Linked DNA regions of Homo sapiens: region 2 is linked to region 1. A link is a loop called in an ENCODE intact Hi-C map of the cell type or tissue named here. Cell type or tissue: heart right ventricle. All regions are shown on one strand. Each heading gives the region's core, and the rest is flanking DNA. Links, peaks and the distances in the headings are about the cores only. Region 1 has its middle 35 kb from the start of CPXM1. Region 2 overlaps PTPRA (protein tyrosine phosphatase receptor type A).

The links. A loop is a pair of places that touch in the nucleus more often than their neighbours do. Peaks named below come from ENCODE experiments on the same cell type or tissue, not always from the same donor. Only the 100,000 strongest peaks of a DNase experiment are listed, where the experiment ranks them.
Region 2: it touches region 1 in a loop (2.3-fold over the local background); 7 of 110 quality-filtered maps call a loop at or near these places.

The regions. Positions count from the first base shown.
Region 1 is chr20:2,763,753-2,766,667 of GRCh38, reverse strand. No RefSeq gene overlaps it. Among named protein-coding and RNA genes, the nearest start is that of CPXM1, 35 kb to the left of the region's middle. In heart right ventricle, for the core only: no CTCF peak of the experiment used is centred there; no DNase peak of the experiment used is centred there; H3K27me3 peaks cover 2,377 bases.
Region 2 is chr20:2,981,161-2,984,075 of GRCh38, reverse strand. All of the region lies in intron 6 of PTPRA (protein tyrosine phosphatase receptor type A), which reads right to left. Among named protein-coding and RNA genes, the nearest start is that of GNRH2, 61 kb to the left of the region's middle. In heart right ventricle, for the core only: a CTCF peak has its summit at 1,692 (motif pointing right); no DNase peak of the experiment used is centred there.

The sequences.
Region 1 (2,915 bases), core at 258-2,757:
CCTTTTTTTGCAGATGACATAACTATGTAGCTAAGAAAATTCAAGATAATCTAAGGATAAGTGGCTAAGCAAGATTGCTGGATACAAGGTAATTATACAAAAATCCATTGTTTCTATATATTCACAACAAATAAAATTAAGAAAATGATACTATTTATAATATCACAAAATAATCAAATAGAAATAAATGAAATAGGTGCAAAACTTTCATACAGAAGTCTATAAAACATTATTAAGAGAAGTCTTAAAAGATCTAAATAAATGGAGGGATATACAATATTCATAGATTGAAACACACAATATTTTAAAGACATCAATTCTCCATTAATTAGTCTGTAAATTTAATGTAATCCCAATGAAAATCCAGCAGGTTTTTTTGTGTTTTTTTTTGGGAGATGGAGTCTTGCTCTGTTGCCCAGGCTATAGTGCAGTGGTGTGATCTTGGCTCACTGCAACCTCTGCCTCTAGGGTTCAAGAAATTCTCCTGCCTCAGCCTCCTGAGTAGCTGGGACTACAGGCGCATGCCACCATGCCTGGCTAATTTTTTGCATTTTAGTAGAGATGGGGTTTCACTGTGTTGCCCAGGCTGGTCTTGAACTCCTGAGCTCAGGCAATCTGCCTGCCAGTTTAAAAAATAGAAATTAATAAACTGAGTATAAAATTTGTATTGAAATGAAAAGGACCACATGTAGCCAACATAATTGTGAAGAACTAAGTTGAACAGGCCGGGTGTAGTGGTTCAAGCCTGTAATACGAGCACTTTGGGAGGCTAAGGCAGGAGGATCACTTCAGGCCAGAAGTTCAAGACCAGCCTGGGTAACATAGTGAGGCCCTATTTCTATAAAAAAATAAAAATAAAAATAAAAAAATTTGAAAGGAAGAATTAAATTGGATGACTTGCCATACATACTACATAGCAAAACATACTATAAATCTAAAGTTATTAAGATAATGTGGCACGGGTATAAGGCTAGATAAAAAGACAAATGGATCAGAATAGAGAATCCAGGACAGACACATACATATATGAACATTTGATTTATAACAAAGATTTCACTTCAATGAAGTGGGGGAAAATATACTCATTTCAGTAAATGGTGCTGGGCCAATTGGCTAACCATATGAAAAAAAATTAAATTTGATCTCTAGCTTACACTGTACACAAAAATAAATTTTAGTTGGATTGTGGACCTAAATATAAAAGCCACAAACAAGAAAAATTCTAAAATATCTTCTTGACTTTGGTGTAAGTGAAGATTTTAAAATTTATTTTATTTTAATTTCATTTAATTAATCAATTAATTTTTTTGAGATGGGGTCTCATTCTGTTGCCCAGGCTATGGCGTGATCTCAGCTTACTGCAACCTCTGCCTCCTGGGTTCAAGTGATTCTCTTGCCTCAGCCTCCTGAGTAGCTGGGACTACGGGCATGCGCCACCATGCCCGACTAATTTTTGTATTTTTAGCAGAGACGGGGTAGACGGGGTTTCATTATGTTGGCCAGGCTGGTCTTGAACTCCTGACCTCAGGTGATCCGCCCACCTTGGCCTCCCAGAGTGCTAGGATTACAGGTGTGAGCCACCGCACCTGGCAGAAGATTTGTTTAAAAGCACACAAAAGGGGAGGTGAAGCGTGAAGCAAAATAATACATAAATTAAAAGCATACGAGAAACGCTAATCATAAAGAAAAGATTAATAACTTAGACTACATTCAATTAAGACATTCTGGTTATCAAAAATCTAATGGCCGGGTGTGTGGCTCACAACTATAATCCCAGCACTTTGGGAGGCTGAGGCAGGTGGATTATTTGAGCCCAGGAGTTTGAGACCAACCTGGGCAACATGGAGAAACTTGTCTCTACAAAACACACACCCAAAAATTAGCCTAGCGTGGTGGTACGTGACTGTGGTCCCAGCTACTCTGGGGGCTGAAGCGGGAGGATCACTTGAGCCAGGAGGCTGAGGCTGCAGTGAGCTGTGATTGTGCCACTGCGCTCCAGCCTAGGTGACAGAGCAAGACCCTGTCTCAAAAAAAAAAAAAAAAAAAAAGAAAAGAAAAGAAAAAGAAAATCTCATAATGAAGGCAGGCGTGGTGGCTTACGCCTGTAATACCAGCACTGTGGGAGTCTGAGGCAGGAGGATCACTTGAACCCAGGAGTTTGAGACCAGTCTGGGCAATATAGTGAGACCTCCATCTCTTACCCCCTAAAAAATTAGCTGGGTGTGGTACCTGTAGTCCCAACTACTCAAGTGGCTGAGGCAGGAGGGTTGCTTGAACCCAGGAGTGAGCTATGATTGTGCCATTGCACTCCAGCCTGGGTGACAGAGTGAAACCCTGACACACACACACACACACACACACACACACCTCTTAGTAAGAGTGAAGAGAAGGGGAGCATGGGAGAAGTGATAAGAGGATGCTAGGTCCATATTTGTGGTCGATGCCTCGCCCCCATCAGGACTCTCACAGTGAAGGTCTTCTTGTGAACGGCCAACTTCTAGGCTGGTGGCTCCAAGGAGGTGACCCATTCCCTTCCATCACCCAGTGAGTGTTGTTACTACCACTGAGGTGGTAGCAGAGGAGGGAGCTGTGGACAGGGTGGGGAAGGCGGCTGGCCCAGGATAAGCAGTTAAGAGCTTTGGGAAATCACTAACCATGAAGACCTAGTCTCTCCTCGGGTAGAAAGACACTGTGAACTGTGAACTTTTTCCTATTTGGAAAAGTTCTCCTAGAGAAGTGAAAAGAGACTTTAGGGTCCATTTGAACCATTTCAAATATGTCCAGTGCTTGCTTCATTCCAAAGTTGGTCACATGGGTAGAAAAACAGACCTTGGATATCACTCTGGCAAAAAGCTTCTAGTCTATCTTCAGGGGCGTAAAGATTTATTGCTTTAGGTTTCACAGTTCCATCCACA
Region 2 (2,915 bases), core at 327-2,826, 220 kb before region 1:
CTTTCCTCTCTTAGCTTTCCACAACGAAACACTCCTCTGATTTTCCTTCTATCTCGTCTGCCCATCTCAGTTTCCCTCACTATCTGTTCCTCTTCCAACACCAGATCTCTAAATGTGGGAATTCCTCAGGGCTCTGTCCTTGGCACTCTTCTCTATATCTAGTTAATCTGATCAGAGAGATGACTGTAAATATAAATGCCATGCTAGCAATTCCCACAGTTGCTTTGCTTGATCAGACCTCTTTTCTGAGTTCCAGATTCTCAACTGCCTATTTGCCACCTCCACTTTAAATTTCATAGGCAACACAAGCTTTCTGTGTTTAAAACCTTTCCCTCACCATTCAGTAGCTAGTACTCCAACCCACCCTGTTGCTCAAGTAAGAAATGTGGAAACCCCCTTGATTTCTTCCTCACACTTATCTTCTATATCTAGCACAGCTGCAAATAATATATTTTGGAGATATATCTAAAACTTCAAATCTGTCTGCCTTTTTTTTTTTTTTTTTTTGCATTTTTTTTATTGCCACCAGTGTAGTCCCAACCTCCATCCTCTCTCACCTGGATCACAGTAAGCCTCTGCCCCTGCCAATCCATTCTCCACAAAGCAGAGTGATCTCTAGGAAAGCAACTCAGGTTGTGTCCCACTCTTAGGTAAAACCCTCCAACAGTTTCTCATGCCTCAGAATGAAATCTAATCTCCTTATCCTGGACTCTAACAACCCCCTCGATTTAGCCCCTACCTGCCCTATCTCTTGCACTCTTTCCTTGCTCACTCAATTTCAGCCACTGGTGTCCTTCCATGCTTTCATTCATTCATCCTCAGGCCTTTGAGCATGTTATTCCTTCTGCTTTACACAGCCTCTCTCTGTTCTTTGCCTGGTTATCTCCTACTTGTCTGGTTCTCTGTGTGTCACTTTTCCCACACAGGTCTTCTCTGACTTCCTAATACTAAATTAGGATCATAAGTCTCAGTTTCCTCATTTCTGAAATAAGTTATTCTGCGTATTAAATGAGATCTTTCATGTAAAGTTGTTGGCACAGTAACTAGCACACAGTGTGTACTTCATTTTAGCTGTTACGGCCAGGCACAGTGGCTCACGCCTGCAATCCCAGCACTTTGGGAAGCCGAGGTGGGCAGATCATGAGGTCAAGAATTCGAGACCAGCTTGGCCAACATGGTGAAACCCCATCTCTACTAAAAATACAAAAAAAATTAGCCAGGTGTGGTGGCACATGCCTGTAATCTCAGCTACTTAGGAGGCTGAGGCAGGAGAATCGCTTGAACCTGGGGGGCAGAGGTTGTAGTGAGCCGAGATTGCGCCACTGCACTTCAGCCTGGGCAATAGAGCGAGACTCTGTCTCAAAAAAAAAAAAAAAATTGCTGTTATTTCCTATACTATTTTTGTAAGGCAAGGACCTTATTATTTTCCTTGATAATACCTCTCACACTTTATAATTACATATTTGACTTTGTTGATTAATGAATATCCCTCCTTTATAGCATAAATTCCACAAGAGCAAGGATTACATGTCTGCTTCATTCTCACTGTACACCTAAAACCTAGCACAGGGTCTCACACATAACAGGCACAAAACAAACAATGGATTACGTTGAGCCAAAGAACAAAAAAAAATAGTAATTTATCACTAAATGTCTTTGTTAAATTCCAACAACAGGGGGCAGTATATCAGGTATTATAAGAAAGTAATTAGGCACATCCCAGCACTTTGGGAGGCCGAGGCGGGTGGATCACAAGGTCAGGAGTTCAAGACCAGCCTGGCCAATATGGTGAAACCCCGTCTCTGCTAAAAATACAAAATTAGCGGGTGTGGTGGCACACCCCTCTGGTCCCAGCTACTCAGGAGGCTGAGGCAGGAGAATCGCTTGTACCCAGGAGGCGGAGGTTTCAGTGAGCCAAGATCGTGCCACTGCACTCCAGCCTGGGTGACGGAGCGAGACTCTGCCTCAAAAAAAAAAAAAAAAAGAAGAAGAAGAAAGTAATTAGGCACCTTTGGCTTAAGACACTGGGCTAAATCCATGAATTTACTTCATCTTCCCCCAAAGCACACTGACATGGTAGAAGAAATATAAAAATACTAATGAATCAACAGCATATCTGAAAGGCAGCAAACGGTGGCATATGTAGATCAGAATCTTTGAGAGATTTCTGGAAGACAAAACAGACCAGACTCGATGTCCAAGAGATCAAACAGAGCCAAAGAGCCTCCAGCTGAAAACTAAGTACTAGTTCTACCAGTTTGGGCCTGGAAACACCTCAAGCTCAGAGGGAATTGGGACTGGGGTTGAAAGTGGACCTTGAGGTACCAGGATGGTACTTAAGCAAAGGCCTGCCAACCCAGCACCAGTACACCCACAGCCCAAATGACAAGCGGGGCTTCCCATCTAGACTCAGCTGGAAAAACAGTGCTCTACACAGAGTAGAGAGTTTGTCACAGAGACTGGTAAGGGCTTCTTTTTTACAAAACATATGCTGCATATATATTTTCTCAACGTCACACTAATGACATTTTGGGCTATACAATTCTCTGTTATGTGGGTCTGTCATGTGCACTGTAGGACATTTAACAATATCCCTAGCCTCTAATTATTAGATGTCTGTAGCAAATTCCCAATTTTGATGACCAAAAGTATCTCCAAGCATTGCTAAATGCCTTTGTGGGGGAAATAGCCCCCAGTAAGGAACCACTGGTCTATACTCACGCCATTCTAACTGAATTCTTTTAAGGCAAATCCGAGACCTAGCATTTCAAATGCAATTACTTAGGTATGTATCACCAAGAGATCAAGATTCTTAACATAAACATAATACTATTATCCAATTTAAAAAGTAACACTAATTCCTTAGTATCATCTAATATTATTCAGTTACTGCTTGAATTTCCCTGAGTGTCTCA